2 separate regions of the Homo sapiens genome follow, and region 2 is linked to region 1. The links are chromatin contacts, found by Hi-C in ENCODE. All regions are on one chromosome and are shown on one strand. The core of a region is the stretch at or near the end of the contact, and the rest is flanking DNA. Distances in the headings are between cores, read along the strand shown.

What was found. A loop is a pair of places that touch in the nucleus more often than their neighbours do. Pooled maps may share reads with other maps.
Region 2: a map with no recorded cell type shows a loop between it and region 1 (2.9-fold over the local background). The contact joins the enhancer-like site here to the promoter of CHRNA7 in region 1. A Hi-C loop is called at or near these places in 1 of 37 single-sample maps with no recorded cell type and 1 of 50 pooled maps.

What each region holds. Positions count from the first base shown.
Region 1 is chr15:32,028,294-32,033,510 of GRCh38, reverse strand. CHRNA7 (cholinergic receptor nicotinic alpha 7 subunit) reads right to left here and starts at 2,996. Exons shown (of 10, transcript NM_000746.6): 1 at 2,862-2,996; 2 at 2,474-2,613. The coding sequence starts at 2,916. LOC124903441 reads left to right here and starts at 2,915. Exons shown (of 3, transcript XM_047433397.1): 1 at 2,915-2,954; 2 at 3,123-3,654; 3 at 4,904-4,977. The coding sequence starts at 2,915. The coding sequence ends at 4,976. RefSeq lists an enhancer at 2,372-2,937.
Region 2 is chr15:32,132,717-32,137,933 of GRCh38, reverse strand. The region is part of intron 4 of CHRNA7 (cholinergic receptor nicotinic alpha 7 subunit); the gene reads right to left. Among named protein-coding and RNA genes, the nearest start is that of CHRNA7, 100 kb to the right of the region's middle. Within about 2 kb of position 2,802, at least 2 of the 41 ENCODE cell types and tissues checked have a DNase peak (open chromatin) inside an H3K27ac peak, as active enhancers do.

The DNA.
Region 1 (5,217 bases), core at 1,747-4,246:
TTCTGCCGAAGTTACCAAGTCTAAAGGAAGCAGCAGATGAAAGACAAAGGACTTGTCCGATGTTGGTTTTCCTCATAGCCCTACCTCTAATCACAGAGTGACCTTGGGCATGTGACCACACCCTTCTAGGCATGGACTTCTTGACCTCTGAGTTGAGTAGTTACATAATTAAGATGGAGCAGACCTTCAGTGAATCACCAGTGTGGGCAAGCACTTTCTCTCATTTAATCCTCTCAAAACCCTCTGAAGCAGGTATTATTATTCTCATTTAACACATGAGAAAACAGAGCTTAGAAAGGTAAGTGAGTTTGTTCAAGGCCACTCCATGAACATAGCATTGCCTGGCTGGGAAGTTCAATGTGTTCACAGCCAATACCACGGCTAAGGTGAGAGATAAACTTTCTCCCGCCCCCTTCCCATGACCTCTGGCTGCTGACAGCCTTCTTCACATGCATTTCCTAAGGACACTGGAATGTCATTGACACAAAGTGCCAATGTGCTATTTTTGTAATTTTCTAACATGACAAAAGTTATTTTAAATGTTCATGTAGTATAACACTAACTTATGCCTAAACTTCTCCTAAGACTCAGAGCTCCTCATAATAACTTGGTTTCTTAAGAGTCTCTTAAAGAAGAAGTTCCCAGAAGAAAGCCTGCAGCTTCTCCGCGAGTGGTCTCTTCTCCAAAAGGTGCTGCCGCAGCCTTTGCAACCTCAGGAGCCTGTTCTACTGACTTCCTCCTGTTCCTCTACTGAGGGGCTACTACACCATCACCCCCATCCAGGCAATACAGGGTCACCCACTCCAAGAGAGACAGCTGTGGAGCAGACACAAACAGTGTGACAGCCTGGCTGGAGTTGACCCTGGACAAATGGGGGAAGAGGGGGCTACTGTCCCTTTCTCACCCTGTCACACACCACTTGCGGGGTGTGTTAGCTCTGCTGCCTGGTCCTTTTTCATGTGGTTTCTGCATGAAAATGACCATAATCACATATCTAGCTTTAAGGTCTCTTCAAGTTGTTTCCATATTCTTTAGTTGATCACAATGACTGACAGTGTGCATTTTATTAGCCGGAAAGCCAAGGCTCAAGATGCTTAAGAAACTTACCTAACAGCAGCCATCCAGAAACCAACACAGACAGAACCCACCGAAGATCCCAAGTACAAATCCTGAGCTCTTTAAAGCAACTGAGGAACTGCTCCATAAACAGCAACTTTTGCTGCTCTGCAACACATGAGACTGAACCTGCCTTCCCCTACAGCTCTTCTCATGATAACTTTTCCACATCATCACATATACATTCAATATTTTAAAGCATGATTCTGTCTGTAGGAGGAAGAACACATTTGAGGCGAGTGTAGCGTTGGAAAGGAGGCAATGTATGATGGCAATTTTAACTAGGTTAAGTGATATACCATTCATCAACATGATAGTGCGGGTAACTGTTTATTTGTAGGATTATGAAATATCACCTCTTACCTTTTTCCACTTTGCCAGGTAGCTCTTAGCACTATTTCTTTTTTAACCAGTAATTGTGGCTATTCTCTCACCTCTTTCCCATCATGCTCTCCCTCCCAATGAACATTATTATCCCTGTGCCCCACCCTGCCACACTCCAGGGTGCTCCACAATAGAATCCGATACTCCGTATAGACAAGACACCAAACCCACTTATAATGAATTAAACACTTGTGTGAAGTATTTGTATTGTATGGAGAATATACCATGAATATTGAATATCCAAAGCAGCATAGAGGAACAATAGGCAAGTTTACACAGATTGGCTAACTGAAGTGGGCACTAGCAAGGCTGCAAGGCAAGAGACCCACGGAACTGATGGCAGCTGCCTGGAGGGACAGACACATGTATTCCTGACGGGGAACCCTGAGTCCTCGGAGCAGGACTCCCAGTACCTGTCCTCACCAGGAAGGCAAAGCATGCCCATTCCTAAGATGGGGTCACAGTGAAAGTTCACAGCTGGCCCTCTTGCCCTCTGCCTGGATAGATTCGCCAGCTGCAAAGCTCAGGGCCAGGCCCCCACCAAAGAAGTTACATACCATAGGCGGCAGAAAAGTCTAGAAGTGGCTAAATTGACAATGCTGGAATGCAAGTCAACACTTACACCATAAGGGAGATTAAAAAGTGAACTTCACCTGTTCTTGCTACTGAGTCCCAGCTCAGGATGCTTGAGTTTCTAACCTGAGAGAAAGGTGGGACCCAAGTAACCATGCACAGGTGGCCAGGGTGATGGAATAAGCTTTACCAGGTCCCTCCTTGGCTGGAGGGGAAACCGAGAAATGAGACACTCAGGAGAGGGCAGGCTGGGGACAGACTCAGAGCATGGCCCTGCCTAGCTTGGGGCCAACTAGAGTGCCCCAGCCGAGCTCCACCGCCTGGCCGCCCGACGCTGTCTAAAAAGCCCCTCGGAGCCCAGGAAGGGGAGAGGGCAGCCCTGTAGCCAGGCGGGACTCACCACGTCCATGATCTGCAGGAGGCTCAGGGAGAAGTAGACGGTGAGTGGTTGCGAGTCATTGGCCACGGGCCTCTCCAAGGGATTGTAGTTCTTGACCAGCTCCTTGTAAAGCTTCCTCTGGAACTCGCCTTGCAGGGACACTTAAGGAGAGAAGACCCGGGCAGGGGGCTCAGGGCAGGCCGGCGGGGGTACCCCCGACTCCCTCCTGCCGGCGTCCCCCGCCGCCCACCCGGTGCAGCCCAGACAAGCAGCCCCCGCAGCGCCCCCGCTGCCCCTCCCCGGCGGCGGGGAGATCCCAAACCTGGCCCAGGCGCGGGGCGCACAGAGGCGCCCGGGATGTGCCCGGGATCCCACGGAGGAGTGGAGGGCGGGGAGGCAGTGGCTTTACCGTGCAGGAGCGACGCGGCCAGCGCCAGCCAGACGCCTCCCGGCGAGCAGCGCATGTTGAGTCCCGGAGCTGCAGCGAGCCGGCGCGCTCCACGTCTCGGCTGTCGCCCGGGCCTGCGCCTGCGGCCACAGAGGCACCTCGCCGCTCGGCTCGCGCGCCTTTAAGGAGCCGGGCGCGCGCCCCCGCCCCGCCCGCCCCCGCGCGCCTCTCCACGTGACGAGCCCCGCCCCCGCCCCCGTCCCCGCCCCCCCATCCCTCCAGCCCGGGCCAGCGTCTCGGCGGCCACCCAGGGAACTGCAGCCCGAGGTGTGAGCGGGAGGTACTCCCGGCGCTGGGTACGCTCCGGGCACCTCCACCCCCAGTCTCCACCGAGCGGGCTCTCGGCCTCGCGCCTCTGGCCAGGCCAGGGGCTGCCCAAGGCCAGGCTCTACCTCTCCCTTGCGTTCTTTGTCCCCACTCAGCCCGCTCCCGCTCTCAGCCAGAAGCTGCGCTGGGCACTCGGGAGAAAGCCGGGACAATTCTGGGGTCCAGTCTTCCCGGACTCCCTCCTCCACGCCAGCGACCGGGTGGCAGCTATAGGGAACCAGGCTTCGGAAGTCTTGCCAACCAGACAAAACAGACCCGAGGAAGCCCCCCTCCTCCCGCTTTCCGCGAGCCCCGGTTTGCTTTCCGCACCGTTTGCTGGGCGCCAGCAGCCAGACTCTCGGCTGGGATCTGAAGTGCTGGAGGCACCCTGTCGGGGAGGAGAGATGCCGCCAATGTGTGTGATGGGATTCCCAGTGGTTACCCTAATGTATGGCTCATTCTTTTTTAAAGGAGATTAAAAAAGATTGAAAAGTTAACTCCTAACTCTTTGCTGGAAGGACAGCCAGAACTTGGTGTTCTTATCTAGGCTCTTTTGAGCCAGCGCATTGGAAAGAGTAAATGAGGAGAGGCTCTGAGAGGTCCAGGGAGTGCGGAGAGTTCTTGATGTTGAAGAGGGGGCTTGATTTTGGAAAGAGGAAGGGAGGGAGGAAGGCGCCAAGGGGCGGCTTCCAGGGTGGCTGAAGCTCCATCCCATTTGCTCCCTTCTGCTGAGCACAGCAGCGCCCTGCGTCCGCGTAGGGGGCGCTGCCACCTTCTTTCCTGCAGCCCCCGGGCATCCGAGCTCCACCAGAGCAACTCCCGTGGACCACGCAGCGGCAATGCCTGGGTTTCTGAACTGCCGAAAACCACGGGATTCTTTTAAGACTCCAAGAACTAGGGAAAGGCTCACCAAAAGGTGACTGAGCTTGACTGTACCCCAGTAGCAGGAATGGGGGACTGAGCCCAACTATTTGATTTGGAAGAATAACGCAGTATATTGCCCTTGCCATGAAGTGTCTTAAATGTATTACTGTTAATGTACACATGTTTAAACAAAGGGTCAGCATAGGCTTTCATAACTGCGGTAAGAGCCTAGAAGAAGGATTAGCTGTTTTTGGAGAGTGGTTAATAGAAGAGGTGACAGCTGAACTGGATTCACCTCAAAGGATAGCAGTCATTCTGCCAGGAGAAAGGGACGCCAGGGGTCCCTGGAGAGCAGACAGGCGTGCCCTTAGCTTCATCTGGCTCTTGAGTCCCCCTACCACTTCTAGCAGTCCGGACATCACAGAGCAGGCACTTGATGAATTAATTATCTACAGGGGATTAGTTGTTGGTAAAGGGAGAATTAGAAGAAGGGAAATAAAACCCAGTAGCAGAATAGAGAAAGCCCATGAAGCATCAGTGAAAAGATTCTCAGTGGCACATCCCCTGCACTGGTCATGGGACTGTAACAACACTCTTCTACGAGCGCTGAAAGTACCTAAGAGCCCTGTCTTCCCTTCTAGAAGAGCATGAGCCCATGGGGCCAAGGGAATTTATTGATTTTTTCTGGAGTATGGCTATCAGGATCACATTCCTGAAACCAGAACTGCTTCTTTACCGCCATTGCACCCCATAATATCAGAAACCTAGAAATAAACCATTTTCAGGTGAGACAAGCAATTCGTAAATATTTATTTGTCCTCTGTTCTCGCTAGGCACCTGGAGGACCTGCAAGCGCAGTCCACTCACTCAGCTTACAATGTAGGACTGCTGGAAGTTGGAAAATAAACTTCAGTCTCCCCTGTGCCATAGGTAGGTCTGTGAGTTTGGCTGTATTGACTCCCATCTATGGGACTCAGGTTTTTCATTTGTGAAACGAAGAAAAGAGCAGAACATTCTTGGAATAGAGCTGACGGGACTGTATAGGTTCTACACTCACTCCCGTTCCCAAAGCAAAAAAAAAAAAAACAAAAAAAAACAAAAAAAAAACAGCAAATAAAACATAGCAGGATGTGAATACATGCCTGGG
Region 2 (5,217 bases), core at 1,553-4,052, 100 kb before region 1:
TGTGTGTAGGTTTCTGTGTGAACACAGGTTTTCAGCTCCTTTGGGTAAATACTGAGGAGGACAATTGTTGGATCATATGGTAAAGATGCTTAGACAAGTATCTTTTCTAACATAAGCATTTAAAGGCTATGTATGTCTGCCTGCATTCCTATACATATGTGAGTGCATGTGTGCACACACACGTACACACACAAACTCACACCACACATGCTAAATGTTTTTATTCACATTTAGATATCCAGTTTTCCATATATTTATTTTCTAGTGGAATGAGGATGCATTTTTTCTATATCTGTATCTATATCTATATATTGGGTAAGACTTGTTAACTGTGTTGTTCAAAACTCCTACATACTTACATTTTTTTTCCCCTTGTTACACTATCAATTACTAAAAGAGGTACATTAAAATCTTCTACTGTAATTGTGGACTTATCCAGTAAACTTTAAATTCTACCAATTTTTCTTCAAAGCAATTTTATTAGATATATACATGTAAGATTTGTTATATATCCTTAGTTTTAAAAAATCACTATCACCTGACCTTATTTAACCTTAATTATACTTGTTTTTCTTACTGTGTTTGTGTGGGGGGGGGGTGTTGTAAACATAGCCACTCACATTTTATTTTTGTTCCTGTTTTTGTTTTTCCTTTTTTGCGTTCATCCTTTACGTATATATGGTTTAGTTTCATCTAAACAGTCTATCGTTCGATTTAAATGCATAGAGATATATTGGGGAGATCTGTGTTTTAACCAGCTGGCCATCCCATTTACTTTTATCTTGTCTACTGTAATATTTGTTTTCATTTCTACCATCTAATGTTATGCTTTTGACTTCTTCCTCCTTGGATTGCATTTAGGTTTCTCCTGTTTTCTTTTTTTTTTCTTTTTTTTTTTTTTTGAGACGGAGTCTCGCTCTGTCGCCCAGGCTGGAGTGCAGTGGCGGGATCTCGGCTCACTGCAAGCTCCGCCTCCCGGGTTCACGCCATTCTCCTGCCTCAGCCTCCCAAGTAGCTGGGACTACAGGCGCCCGCCACCACGCCCGGCTAATTTTTTTGTATTTTTAGTAGAGACGGGGTTTCACCGTGTTAGCCGGGATGGTCTCGATCTCCTGACCTCGTGATCCGCCCGCCCCGGCCTCCCACAGTGCCGGGATTACAGGCGTCAGCCACCGCGCCGGCCTTCTCCTGTTTTCTTCATCCCTTCCCCATTCGACCCCTACTTGTTTGGAAGTTAAATATAGTATTCTTAATGTGTCTGGTCTGGTGGTTATTCTCACACTTTAACCTTGTATATTTCACTTAAAGCTGACGTCTCCATGGCCTTCCAGAGTCATATAAGTACACCTGAGGGTTTTACCTCCAAGCACTGTCCAAGTTACTATTTCATGCTATATTTTCCAGTATTTTAATTCCATCTTTTTTTTTTTTTTTTTGAGATGGAGTCTTGCTCTGTCACTCAGGTTCCAGGTTGGAGTGCAGTGGTGCTATCTCAGCTCACTGCAACCTCTGCCTCCTGGGTTCAAGCGATCCTCCTGCCTCACCCTCCCAAGTAGCTGGGACTACAGGCACATGCCACCACGCCCGGCTAATTTTTGTATTTTTAGTAGAGATGGGGTTTCACCATGTTGGCCAGGCTGGTCTCGAACTCCTGACCTCAGGTGATCTACTTGCCTTGGCCTCCCAAAGTGCTGGGACTACAGGCATGAGCCCCTGCGCCCTGTCCCACTTTGTTTTTAATACTCTCAAATTCATCATTATTATTTTATATAACCAAATCTGTTTACATGTACCTGAATCTTTGCCAATTGCTTCGCTCACTGCTTCTCATGCCTAGTTCCTAAACGTCTTCTGGTAGTTTTTTAAAATAGTAGCACAGCCCCTGCACGGTAAACTCCTTTAGTATATGTTTTCCCGAGAATGTCTTGATTTTGCCCATCAGGTAAAGAATGGTTTAGCTCAGGATAAAACTCTAGGTTGACAATTATTTCCTTTCATACTTAAAAGACGTTATTTTCGTTTATTTTTCTGGCTTCTACTGTTGCCTTTAAAAGGTCTGCAGTCAGTCTAATTGCCATCTCTTTGTTAGCAAGCTATCTATTTTTCTCTCATCGCTTCTAGGATCTTTTTTTGGCTTTGGACATTCCTGCAGCTTTTTTGCACAATATGTCTTGGGCTCATTTCCTATCACATATCTTTCCTCAGACTTTTATCTCCTGAAGCTGAGGATGTATGTTTTTCATCAATATTATTACATCCTCAGCTGTTCTTTTGGGACATGGCTTCTGTTGAAAAAAATCATTGTATTTCAATGGAAAACGATGTGTCCCCTACAGCACATAGATCTCACTTAGCAAGTCTCGCCCTGTTCACTGTCTGAGCTGCTTTGCCACTGTGCGCGGACCGTAAGCAGCTGATAGATGCGGAAGTTCTCAGTCGCCCAGTAGTGATTTAATTGGTAGTGCCTTGACTTCCTGCCCCTTTAGATAAACAAGTTCTGTGTCCATTTAGAATTCATCTCGAAATTCCTTTACTCTATATAAATTTGTACTAGTTTGACTTTCCCATTGAACTGAGAACATCTGCTTTGTTTCCTCATGTGATATGAGTCAAATAGATTCTTCAACATGCTCATTTTTATATCTGTATGTGAGCCATAACTTTACCTGTTTTCTGAAAATAATCTTTTAATATTTCTCCCACATGCAATTTATTATTGCCTTCTACTATTCTAGCCAGTGTGTATGGGAGCACCTATCCCCGGCATGAGAGGAAGCAGCCCTCCTTGTCAGGCACAGCCTCTCCTGGGGGGTGCAGGCTTCCAGACCTGCTTTCTGCATGACCTTGGCCACAGTGTGCTCCAGCTGTCATATCTGAAAATAATCACAGCGCTTTCCTCAGAAGGTTGTTAATATATGTAAAGCATTTGAAACAGGACCTGGTGCACAGAAGCACTACAGAAGTGTTGGATATTATTGCACGACCGTAAATCATTCTTTCCTACTTTCCATCTATTTAGCTTTCTATGATTCACGCAGGAAACTGCCTCTGCTCCTTCAACTGTGTCTCATCTGACATTCTATGCCTCCACTGTCTTTAATTTTGATGGCTATATTATTTCTCATCTCTCTTAATTTTACTTGATTCTTTTCAAAGTTGCTTTTTAAAGGGTTTCTCTCATTTGTGTTTTTAATTCTTACTTGAGTGTAATTATTTTCAAATCATTTGTCAGTTTCTATTGTCTTAAGTGTTTAAGAGTCCAAACCTGCCTTTTGCTATGTTTGTGAATGCTTGCTCAAAGTGAGATGTTTCTGTATGTGTTTTAATTTGAAGTTCATTTTTAGCTGATTTTTAAAAATTGAGTTTCCATATTATTTCTTATAGTGTTTCATTCCTCATACAGTTTTCATCTGTAATGTTTTCTTAAAAAAATTAATGAAGGCTAAATGGCACAAGAGCTTAAAAATATAGATGCAGGCCAGGTGTGGTGGCTCACGCCTGAATCCCAGGAGTTTGGGAGGCCGAGGAGGGCGGATCACCTGAGGTCAGGAGTTCAAGACCAGCCTGGCTAACATGGTGAAACCCCATCTCTACTAAAAACACAAAAATTAGCCGGGAATGGTGGTGGGCACCTGTAATCCCAGCTACTCAGGAGGTTAAGGCACAAGAATTGTTTGAACTTGGGAAGTGAAGGTTGCAGTGAGCCGAGATCCCGCCACTGTACTCTAGCCTGGGAGACAGAGCCAGACTCAGTCTCAGAAAAAAAAAAAACACACAAAAAAACCCACATGTAGTCACAGGGGTGGGACAGGATGGATGTGGAGGGAGGAGGACGCAGGAGAGAAAGGGGCAGAGCCCTTGGCTGCCCTCTCACAGCATTGCCTGCACACCTGGCCTCACACCTGGACACTTATCAGAGCATGGAATATTTGTCAGGCTGCAGAAAACCCATGTCTCAAACCCCAATCACCATCTGCAGAGCATGTTCATGGCACATGAACCTTGCTGACTGGACATACTGGAATGAATCCCCAACCTGTGTTGCTACCGTGTCTATGGAGATCCTGTGGACCTGGCCGGAGGGGGACTTCTCTCCAGGTGCCCTGCACTCCATTCTGCCAGGTGCCCAGAGCCTCACAGATCAGACCACTTTGCATGCCACTACAATTGGTGCTGGAATTTCCTGGGTTCTGCTGGACATATCAAACCAGCACCAGGAGGCACCCCTTCCCTCATCTGTTGTGAATTCCCATGGAAGACTCTGAGCCCTGACTGAGCACAGCCTAAAACAGTCATGCTTCTTTTTCATCGTCTTGCACTGGATGGTAGATTTTATTTTTTTCAATTCCAACTTCTCAGGGAGAATGCAGCATTTTGAAGGTCCTGGCCTTCTCAGTTCCAACCCACCTCGTACAGGGCAAGAGGGCAGAAGCACGAGTTTTACTCCCGCCTTCTTGGGTAATGACTTTTGCGACCCAGGATGGTTGACTGAACTCCCAGGGCCTCGTGTGGGAGAGAGCTGGGCTCCACGGGCCCCACCCTCCTGCCTGCTTATAGCTTGTAGCCTGGGCATTCCTTCTAACAGTTTTACGTAGCCTAGATAAATGGACGTGAAGGAGCTCATGAAATTTTTTAAAAAGTATGTCCATTTCTAAACTATGTGACCTGTTATGCCTTTTCTGGCTCCAGATGTATGAAACAAAAGAAAAAGGAAGCTAATTATCCCCAGCAGTGGAAGGAGAAGATGTTCTGACACTGGGATTACTATGCACACAAGGACTATTCATCATGGGTGGAAATTCATCCCTATGAGGAAAGGGTCACTTGGAGACACAAAGGTGAAGGGAACAACATTGCACCCTGCCAGCTCGTCCCCCAGTGACAATGCTGACTGGGCAAACAGCCAGCCTTGAGAGCCTCCTACACAATCGGATGCCCAAAGTCCACACCAGAGGTTCATTGAAAAATGATCAGGCTGATTTTTTAAAGAGCTTTTCCTTCAGATTGAGTGAAGAAATTGACCAACCTTAATCTGAATAAATATAAAGTCTAAATAAACTAAGCATATGCTTTCAGAAAAATGCCACTTGCTATGACAGCATAAATACAAGAAAAACGATAAGGAGGTAATACGGCTAAAAACGATAAGCAAGAGCTGACCAGGGTTAAATCAGGTCACAGGGGTAGAGCCCTATTCTGATAGGACTGGTGGCCTTA